Regions from separate parts of the Homo sapiens genome. Here region 2 is linked to region 1. Evidence: read pairs that join two places in POLR2A ChIA-PET (ENCODE). Cell type or tissue: MCF 10A. All regions are shown on one strand. Links, peaks and the distances in the headings refer to the core of each region. The heading gives the core; the rest is flanking DNA.

Region 1 (5,371 bases), core at 113-5,112:
TGACTGAGGGAAGATTTCAGACAGAGGAATATAATTAATAAATAATAATAATACATTAATAAAAACTCAAGCTTTTTACTGCTATCTTGTTGCTTAGAAGTTATTTCATTTTAGGATTCTATAGAGTAACTTTTCCTCTTTAGTTCTTACGAGACATATACCAAACTCTGTGTAATTTTCAATGATTATTCATACGCAGTGACGCTAGGAAAGGGTCTTGCATGCAGGTGTTCAGTAAACATCTGATTAATTAATAAGCACATCAATAAGAGGGAAGAACCTCAAAAAGGAAAGAGTGTCCCAGCATAAACATGCGTGGTCAATATGAAGGCAAGCCCAGTCCGTCCTGGGAGACGTTTGCGATGGTGACAAAGGGAGGGTGGACAGAAAAATGGGGAATAAGGGCCTGGCACAGTGACTGTAATCCCAGCACTTTGGGAGGCCGAGGTGGGCAGATCACCTGAGGTCAGGCGTTCAAGACCAGCCTGGCCAACATGCTGAATGAAACCCTGCCTCTACAAAAAAAAAAAAAAAAAAAAAAAAAAAACCAGAAAAAAAAAAATAGCCAGGCATGGTGGTGCGTGCCGGTAATCCCTGCTACTCAGGAGGCTGAGGCAGGAAAATCACTTGAATCCAGGAGGCGGAGGTTGCAGTGAGCCAAGATCGTGCCATTGCACTCCAGCCTGGGTGACAGAGGAAGACTCTGTCTCAAAAAAAAAAAAAAAAAAAGAAAGAAAAAAAGAAAAATGGGGAATTAAAATATGGTGGTGGTGATATGGCTGGGAGGGGTGGTGGGAGGGAAAAGCCTTGAAACTTAGGAGAGGGTGTCAGAGCAAGAGAGTGAAACAAAGCAAAGAACTTGGGCCGAGTGTGATCCTCATGTATCATTAATAGCCCATAAATAGTATTACCTGATTGATTACCCTAAATTAGTGAGTGTGTTTCCTTAGGACGTCCTAGTGTCCCCACAGCACTGCCCTGTTCTTTCTTCCATTCAGACAGACGACAAATCTTTATATCCTAAATCATGAGAGTCCCAGTTTTTCCAAGCACCATAGTAGATTTTCCTCCATTTAGTCAACTCACATTGAGTGGATGCTGCTACGAGTAGTTCCAGATGCCAGTTGACATGGACATGGATGGAAACAGCTGGAATGCAGGCAGGACACTTTGGCTCTAAACCGAGGTACATAATTCCCTTCTTCTCTCTGAGCCTGTTTCCTGGTCTGTAAGATGGAAACGTGTGCATAGATGTGAACTCCTTGGGAGGTGAAAAATGATATTAGGAGTTCCTGAAGCAACTTTTCTAGGTGACTCATGGGATGGTGGAAGGACTCAGTCCTACCCAGAGGCTCTGTTCTCACCACAGGTCGACCAGATACAGCTCAGATGGCCCCTCCTCCCTGGGGTTGGAGTAGGAGCTGGGGAGCAGTTTGTGCCCTGAAGCCATCTGGAGGGTGGGTGAGCAATCAGGCCCTCTCCTGAGATCTTTGCTGTTCCCTGGGTGTGAGTTAATACCCAAGGAGAGGCTGGTGGGTAAATAATGAGGTGGTGGCTGATTGAGCTCAAGGTGTGATTCCTCTCAGGGGTCTTTATGTGTGAACAGACAACTCACAAAGAATGAAAGCTTTAAGACACGGAGGCATGAAGCATTTTCTTTCTGGGGCTGTCCGTTTGTGACCTCAGGCAAGCTTCGAAGCTGGGCCTCCATTGTCTGACACTAGGGGAAGGGGGAGTAGGGGGTACCAAGGGGCCTCTCCCAGAGCTTTGCCTGCGCAGAGGTTCCTGAGCACCTGGACACTCAGGCATGGAGATGCACTGGGGTGGAGGAGGGGTACAGGGAAACGGGGCTGGCCAGGCTCAGTGGCCACAAGTTAGAGGCACTCATGGAAGCTCGACTCAGGGCACGGGTTGGAAAATGCACTCTGATAATAACTCGCATGGCTAGTGCCAGCCCTTGCACTCCTTTGGAACACTAGGTGTTATGGAGTGTGTGTGTGTCCCTCCTTCACACAGTAGTGCACCATACGTACTGTCTCCATAAGTTGCTTTCTTGCTCTTAAAAACCATTTAAGAGCATTTTGGGAGGCTGAGGCAGGTGGATCACCTGAGGTCAGGAGTTCGAGACCAGCCTGGCCAACATGGCGAAACCCCATCTCTACTAAAAATACAAAAATTAGCTGGGCGTGGTGGAGCACGCCTGTAATCACAGCTACTCGGGAGGCTGAGGCAGAGAATAGCTTGAACCCGGGAAGCGGAGGTTGCAGTGAGCCAAGATCACGCCATTGCACTCCAGCCTGGGTGACAAGAGCAAAACTCCATCTCAAAAGAAAAAAAAAAAAGAAAGAAAACAAACAACAACAACAACAGCAATAAAAAGCGTATCCTGGAGACAGCTCCATATCAGAATGTAAAGTGGTAACAATCTTTTTTAGATGGATGGTTAGCATTTCATTTTATTTGACCACAATTTTCTAAAGTACTTGCTGCTGCTGGACGTCGGGTAGTTTTTACTACGTTGCCATTCACAGTCTAGCCTTTAACATTACCTGCATTACCTATTGATGTAATTTGGTGCAGTGAAAATTGCTGGGGACAAAAAAACTGAGATGAAATTCTATCCTAAATCTGTTTGAATTAGGTTTGACTCTAGGCAAGTGTCACTGCCTTTGTGGGCCTCAGTTTTAGCACCTGTCATATAGGGACATAAGACTCCATCTAGTACCGGGTGTCCCTCCCAGGATGTCTGTCTCTGACCCCTTGAGCCTCCCCGAACCCCAGAAGCAGCGGAGCAGCCCACAGAGGGTCAGCCCCAGCTGGGGCTGTGGGTGAGGTCAGTGGAGCTCGGTGGCTGGGTAAGCCTCTCCGTCGCAGATCTCGGTGATGCAATGTTGCACTCCAGCAAGTTTGGCCTTGCCCTCCCCTGGATCCAGCGTGACTCAGGGCCTGTAGCGTGGCTTCCCCCGCAGCAAATGAGCTGCAAGACACCTTTCTTGGCAATGGGCTTAACGAGGGCTCCCGGAATGTCTGATTACTCATCTGTTTTGCAACGGCAGCAAACTCCCAGTGAGAAGAGGCAGCTAGCGTGGCTTCCTTCCTGAATTAATGACTTAAGCATTATGAATGACTAATCAGTTCAGCCCCGAGCAGAACCGGGTGGTTAAGTTGGGGTTGGGGGTGGCAGTGAGGCAGATGCTGCTGGTGTGGGGTGTGCTTTCACCTCTGCTTGAATGCTTCTGGGCCTTGATGCTCTCCTTTTGGGGGTCAGAATTGGGGCCGGACGTCCCAAGACACTGACCTCCCCCTTCTCCTAAGGCCTGTCTACCTGCCACTCCTCACTGTCAGCTGATGGCAAGCTTCCCTTCCAGTCTTAGCTTGGGTCATGCAGAAGGAAATCTAAATGCTTATAGGGAAATCGCAGAATGAAACCCAGGGTGAGAGGGCCAAATGCATTTTGTATGCTATACTCTGCTGTGTACCTAAGAGGGATTTTTGAAATTAGTCTTATTTTATTTTAATTAATTAATTTATTCATTTTGGGACGGAGTTTCACTCTGTCTCCCAGGCTGGAGTGAAGTGACGCAATCTCGGCTCACTGCAACCTCCGCCTCCCAGGTTGAAGTGATTCTCCTGCCTCAGCCTCCTGAGTAGCTGGGACTGCAGGTGTGCGCCACCATGCCCTAATTTTTGTATTTTTAGTAGAGACGGGGTTTCACCATGTTAGCCAGGCTGGTTTCGATCTCCTGACCTCAGGCAATCCGCCCACCTCAGCTTCCCAAAGTGCTGGGATTACAGGCTTGAGCCACCCTGCCCAGCTGAAATTAGTCTTTTACTGGGAGAAAGGCATAAAGGTGGTGGGTAGCTTTCTTTTTTTGCCACACGTTTGGGATAAGAACTACAGATCAAGAACTTTAAGGAATTTTGCATCTCTTCTCTGGCTGGTTTCTTCGCCCCTCTTATCTCAGACAGCTTATTGCAGACTCTAGGATTAGTGGGGAGCAGGAGGGAATGTGTCCCCTTTAAGGCAAAGTCTCTGGTTTCACTTCCCAAACATCTGCCTCGCTCTTGGGGAGGTCCTCTCTGACTGGCTCTGAGCATATAAAGTTAATTTGTGTGGGGATTCCTGGAGAAAGGCCAACTAGAGTGAATTTTTGATGATTCTGTCTTAAGAGATGATTTCCACAAAGGCCAGGTCTATCCCCATCTCTTAGGTTGGGAAGCTGATGACCTTGTAAGCAACAAGGCCCTTCCGATGAGATGAACTTTGCTACCATTGTTGCAAAGAAAGTTTTCCTGCCTCCCTCCATTTCTTTTCTCAAGGTTCCCCTTTCGGGTCTGCCCCAGCCCGGCCCTCTGCTTTCCAGCAATCAGGCGACAATTCTTTGTGGTGCTTGAGAGCATGTCCAGATGATCACTGTGCAGTGCAAGTCTCACCTGGGCCTCACGCCGCTGGCCTCCCCTGGTCCCTATCCCAGAGGCCCTGACACAAGCTCCTTTGTTCTGGGCACTGGGTCCTGCCAGGCGTTCCCTCCTCTTGGCCCAGGCTCAGGTGGAGAGCTCTCCCCATGTCCCTAGCTCCTCAGAGAAGAGGGTCCTTTCCTGTTGGCTCCTTCCCCATGGCTCCACTTGGAAACTGCTCTCCTGATGGACACGCAGGATGTGCTGCCTCAGCCTGTGCCATTTTGGGCTTGGCCCACAGGAAGTTCTCTGAGCATCCAGGCTGTCCTGGACCACCTGTCTTCACCACCACGCACTGGGCCTTGCCTCTGGGGTTGGTATTGAGATGCTTTCATGGCTCCACCGTGGTCAGTCCACTCACACTCACCGTGGGCTCTCTGAATTTCCTGCGCTTCCCATCGTATCTCCTTTCCAGGACTTTGTGGGCTTACGTGCCCTCTCGAGGTTGAAGGGAATCGCCATTTAATACAGGGCTCTGGCCAACACAAACATTCAGTTGTTGAATGGATGCATGGGTGCATGGCTGTGATCTTGGGCATGCCCACATTGTCTTAAGAACTTTAAAATTGCCTTTTGCTACATCTGCCTGGACCAGCCCCTCCATCCTCAATCGCCTTCCTGGGCACAGGTTCGCTTTCTTTGGAACAATGGGAGCAAAGTTCATCTCATCAGAGGGCCCTTACTGCTTACAAGTTCATCAGCTTCCCAACCTGAGAGACGAGAATAGAGTCGGCCTTTGTGGAAATCATCTTTTAAGACAGAAACTTTAATGATTCAGAACAAGTCGCCCTAGTTGGCTTTTCTCCAGGAATTCTTTCATAAATTTACTTTTAATGCTCAGAGCAGATCAGAGAGGACCTCCCCAAGAGTGAGGCAGACCTTTGGGAAGCAGGCCTTCCCAAATATGAGGTAA
Region 2 (5,371 bases), core at 169-5,168, 260 kb after region 1:
TTGAGTTGGAACTTGAAGATGGAGATTTGGAAGTGACCGATGGGAAGAAGCAAGGGAATGGCCTGAAGAAAGGGAGAGAGAATGAACATTCCAGGCCTAACCACCAGTCCTCGGCCCCAGTTCTTCTGCCTCCTGCAGGGACATGAGGCAGAGCCTCTCTGAGCATCCGCACTGTTCAGATCACAGTTCTAGGCGCTGACCTGTTTATAAACTGAGTAGTGGCTAGACCCTGCCTTGTAGGAGCTCAAACACTTAGGTACACCAGGATAGCTCTGATTGAAACCAGACTGGTATTTTTCTCTGAAGGGCCCTGTTCCTCACCTGGTCAGTCTTGCCTCTCATGATCCCACACCCATGAGTCCTCCCCTCATGCAATCGACTCCCCTAGCCCTGTAGAAAGCTGTGCTTTCCTTGCCTCATGGCGCTAGCTTCTGCTGTTGCCTGCATCTAGAGTGCCCTTCCTGCCATGTGTGACGGTCCACATCTGCCCATGAGGCCTGAGTCCAGTCCCGCCTTCACTATGACATGACCATGCCGATCTTCATCCCTCCCCAGCCCACCAGGCAGAAACATCTCTCCCGTCTTTGAACTTCACCACGCCGTGCATCTTCCTCTGGGTGTGCAATCGTCACCTGCGTACATGATTGATTCTGCCCCCAACACTAGACTGTGAGTACCCTTTGCGGGCAGAGCTATGTGTCCTTATCACCAGAGTCTTGCACAGCACTTAATAGATGCTCAGGAAACATCTTTGTCAGCATAGTATAGCTGGATGTAGAAATCTCTGAAAACATAGAGGCCAGAGTTCATCAGAAAGCGTTAGAAGGACTTCACAAGGTTCACTGGAAAGAAGTAAAGCTTAGAGATCTGTGGAAGGAGGCAAAGGGCCATTTGAAAGCAGAGAACAGGTGAGGGGCTGTGCATTAGGAGTGGAAGAGCCCATTGGAGGCCTGCGGACTTGGAACGAAAGGGTCTTTCACTACATATCCCATCCACCCACCTGGGAAGCCCTTCTCCCTGCCCCCAACCCAGACACATGTCCCAGTTGGATGCTGGACAGAGGCTTTGAATATGAGGCAGAAAAACTTTGGCTCAGAATAGGAAGGCCCTGCTGGCTCCTGGAAAGGTTTCTAGCAGGATAAAAACTATTTTTAAAAGGTAGCCTGGATCATGTCACTCTTTCACTTAAAGTGCTTCAGAAGTTTCTCATTTCTCTTAGCAGGCAGAAAGAACTCAAAGCTCAGATGGTCAGGGTCCTGTTGGTTCATCAAGCTCAGCCTGCCTGGAGGCAGCCACTGTGTTGTTCCCTCTCTTCGTCCTCCCTCTGCACTCTCTCTTGCCACGGGACATTTGCACAAGCAGTTCCCTCTAACTGGAACACTAAGAAATATGGAAGTAAAAGGGGTTGGGAGAAAAGACAGGAGTCACAGGTGACTGTGTGGGATGAGGAGAGTCGTGAAAACTTTTTTTTTTTTTTTTTGAGATGGAGTCTCGCTTTGTCACCCAGGCTGGAGTGCCAGTGGTGCCAATCTCGGCTCACCGCAACTTCCACCTCCCAGGTTCAAGCAGTTCTCCTGCCTCAGCCTCCTGAGTAGCTGGGATTACAGTTGCCTGCCACCACGCCTGGCTAATATTTGTATTCTTAGTAGAGAAGAGGTTTCACCATGTTGGCCAGGCTGGTCTCAAACTCCTGACCTCAGGTGATCCACCTGCCTCAGCCTCCCAAAGTGCTGGGATTACAGGCATGAGCCACTGCACCCGGCCGAAAACATTAAGAGTAGGTGGATGTTACTTTGGACACCAAATGAAGAAGTGTGCCGAGCTGAAAGAGAAAAGGAGAAGAAAATGGACATGACATTTACGGGGTTCCTCTTGCAGAGAGAGAACCGTGTAGAAGGTAAGCTCTCACTACTGAGTTCAAGTCCCAGACATAATACTTGCTGGCTGTGTGGCCTTGGGAAGGCCCATGAGCACTCTCAGTGAAAGTGAAACTGGGAAGTTTCTGCTTTGGAGAGATTTTCTCACAAATGAGATGAGTTATCATATACCAAGCCCTTAGAGCACGGCCTGGCTCACAGGAAGCCAACAGTAAGTGTGGGTCATTATCAGCGCTGTTGTTAACTGGGGGTAATAACAGGGGCCAGGGGCCAAGAGGCTTTATCTAGCCCTATTTCAGAGGCAAAGAAATGAGGGTGAAAAAGTTCAGGGGCCTGCCTGCAGTCACACAGCAGAGCCAGATATGAACATCGACGTTTTGGCTTTCAAGGTCCACACCCGCCGTATCCTACTGCACGGTGCTGGAAGGCACATGGAAGACTATTGCAGCCCAATCTTCTCATGACAAAGACAGGAAAATGGAGCCCTCTAAGAGAAAGTGACTGATCCACCCTTATGCTCTTAAATGGTAAGCGTCCAGGGATCATCCAAGTTAAGATGGCCCACACGCAGCTGGCAAGGCAGGACCCGAGGCTGAATGAGACGTACAATTGGCTCCACGGTACTGGCAGAACCCACAGCTAGTTTTCAATGCTGAGAACTGTCCATCCTGGCAGAGGCTCACTGCCCTCTGTGCCCTCCCTGGTTGCCTGGGCAGATGGTGAGCTCTGGTTGCCAAGGAGCCCGCGTTGGCAGTTCTGAAATGGGGTGCGTCAGCAGCCTCGCTCCAGCGGCTTCCCACATCCTTGAGTAACCACCACACAAAGGTGCTGGGCATGAGACCAAGGGTGCGGCGGAGATCGAATTAGTAATACACACTCGGTGACCCTCCCCAGCCAGGTTTCACTGCGTGCTTATGACCAACATTCATCCCTTCCTTAGCATCTGTGGTGTCTTTAAGGGCCAAGTAAAAAGGTAAAACTGCAGGGAGTCAGGAGGGGGAAACTGGCCTGGGGTACAGAGTCCCTCACAATGAAAATATATGTAACTGGCTACTTGTAGGTCATGATGCATTAAGTGATCCTGTCAAAAGTTGAAAGTGGGCTACAGTGGGACAGGCAATGCCCAGAGGGAGGCAGAAAGGTGTAAATAATCCGAGGTGAATGTGGGTCTTGTTGGCATGGTAGATTTATGCCCTGCCTTCATAATGTACCCTTTCATCTTGGGAGCCTGGATTCCAAAAATCTAGTCTAGACAGGAATTGATGGTGCTACCTCTCAGCTTACATCGTTCAAGGTTTCTCAACACCAAAGACTCCTGAATATTGATGGGAACAACCCACTTAGCCAGGGGATATTGCTCAGAACTCAGGAGGCCAAAGGCATCATTCTTCCAGGCACGGAGGCCCTGCTCAGAAACAGCCCTACAGAGGCAGAGTCACTCATTCTGGGGGATGACGCTGCCTTTTGTCTTCATCTCCCCAAGTGGGAGACAAGTCCCATCACGCCTGCCACCTGGCAGTCAGCCTTGCGCCTTCTCTTTCGTCCTTTTCATGTGTGCTCCGTGCCGGTTTCAGCAGCTTTCATCAGAGACTGAAACTACCACCACTCCCATCACCTCCCAGGGCCATGGGCAGGCCCTGGCTGACAGATCCAGGCCTAGGAGCCTGGGCAACGATAAATAGGTGGTTGGGAGGACCTCTCCGAGCCCCCTTCTCTGCCCAGGCAGGCTTTCTCCTTGGGTGGCCAGAGCCAGGGCCCAGGATCCCCTGCTGCAAGAACTGAGAGGCTGAGGGGCTTCACTCCTGAGGAAGGTCCTCTCTTCCTAATCCCCGTGCTTTGGGCCCAGCAAATTCAGCCTGGGAACTGGGGGCTGCTGTGGAAGAGAGATGGAGCTAGGGAGCATTTATAGTGCAGCACCTGAGGCTGAGCAGTGACAGAGCTGCGGGCCTGAGAATTACAAAACAGACTTAAACAGATGAAATATTGCCCAGGCATGGTGGCTCTTGCCTGTAATCCTAGCACTTTGGGAGGCCGAGGCAGGCGGATCACTTGAGGTCAGGAGTTTGAGACCAGCCTGGCCAACATGGTGAAACCCCATCTCTACTAAATATTAGCTGGGTGTGGTGGTGGGCACCTGTAATCCCAGCTACTTGGGAGGCTGAGGCAGGAGAATTGCTTGAACCCGGGTGGCAGAGGTTGCAGTGATCTGAGATCGTGCCACTGCACTCCAGCCTGGGTGACAGAGCCAGACTCTGTCTAAAAAAAAAAAAACAAAACAAAACAACAACAACAACAAAAACCCATGAAATATTAACTGATGCAGGGAAAACAGACAAAAACTATACATGCTCAAAACAAAACGAAAAAGGGCACAGGGCTCAGAAACCAGTTTGTCGTCTTTGTGAACAGCTGGGAACTCTGACTCATGCACTGTCCCCTGTTCTCTATGCCACAGGAATGAGGCAGCAAGAGGCCAGATTCTGCCGGAGACAGAGCAGAGAGCCAAACCATCGCCACTTATTGGTGCATGAACCTGGGCAAGGCAGGGGTATCCCTGAGCCTCAGCTTCCTTGTTTGCAAAATGGTGACATGCCTACTTCCAGAGCTGTTGTTAAGGTTAAATGATGACGCAGTTTACCATATGCCAGGCACATAGTAGGCACTAAATAGTTGCAATTATTAGCCCTGAGCAAACATTGCTCAGCCATTCCCTTGTAAAGCCTATTCTCAAACCAACTTTCCATGTGGACGTTCAATCATCTTTCTGGATGACCTCGCCTTACCCATTGCCTCAGATTCTGTGTGTGTGTGTGTATAGAAGAAACAAAGAAAAAAAGTGCTTTTCACATAGTGAGGACATTTCCCCATCCTATGAGTCTGTGTATGTGTGTGCATATGTATATGTATGTACACACACACACACACACACACACACACACACACACACACTGCCCCGTGGAATAGGCAGGACGGGGTTGCATTTCCCCTCTTTTAAAGGTGAGGATGCTGAGCCTCAGAAAGATCAAGTGACCTGAACAAAGTCACACAGCCAATGTGTTTCTCCAAAAGAAATGACCAGGAGTCAGTGTTTCTTTATACAAGGGTGTCCAATCTTTTGGCTTCTCGGCCACACTGGAAGAAGAAGAATTGTCTTGGGCCACACATAAAGTACACTAGCACTAATGATAGCTGATGAGCTAAAAAAATAAAAATAAAAATCACACACAAAAAACAGTGTTTTAAGAAAGTTTACAAATTTGTATTGGGCTACATTCAAAGCCGTCCTGGGCCATGGGTTGGACAAGCTTGCTCCACCATAAACACGTGATGAACAGACATTGAAATCGTACCTTTAGGGCTGTTTTAGGAACACAAGAGGCATCATCTGGCTATCTTGAGAAAGCAGATTTCAATTTTCTATTCATTAAAGAAATGTGCTTCCATCTACCTTGAAATCATTTTGATGATTTCCAGATTCAAGTCCCTGAATAAAT

The links. ChIA-PET counts read pairs that join two places held together with the same protein. Peaks named below come from ENCODE experiments on the same cell type or tissue, not always from the same donor. Only the 100,000 strongest peaks of a DNase experiment are listed, where the experiment ranks them.
Region 2: POLR2A ChIA-PET joins it to region 1 with 26 read pairs; 3 of 35 experiments call an interaction of 5 or more read pairs at or near these places.

What each region holds. Positions count from the first base shown.
Region 1 is chr3:194,087,362-194,092,732 of GRCh38, reverse strand. It overlaps LOC102724877, which reads right to left. Exons shown (of 6, transcript XR_002959666.2): 4 at 1,087-1,226. Among named protein-coding and RNA genes, the nearest start is that of LINC02028, 19 kb to the right of the region's middle. In MCF 10A, for the core only: no CTCF peak of the experiment used is centred there; DNase peaks (open chromatin) are centred at 1,382 and 3,062.
Region 2 is chr3:193,828,937-193,834,307 of GRCh38, reverse strand. It overlaps LOC105374284 (a long non-coding RNA gene), which reads left to right. Exons shown (of 4, transcript XR_924841.3): 2 at 556-669; 3 at 1,223-1,897; 4 at 2,267-5,109. Among named protein-coding and RNA genes, the nearest start is that of LINC02038, 12 kb to the left of the region's middle. RefSeq lists enhancers at 1,932-2,091, 2,112-2,211. In MCF 10A, for the core only: no CTCF peak of the experiment used is centred there; DNase peaks (open chromatin) are centred at 2,007, 2,657, 3,327 and 4,327.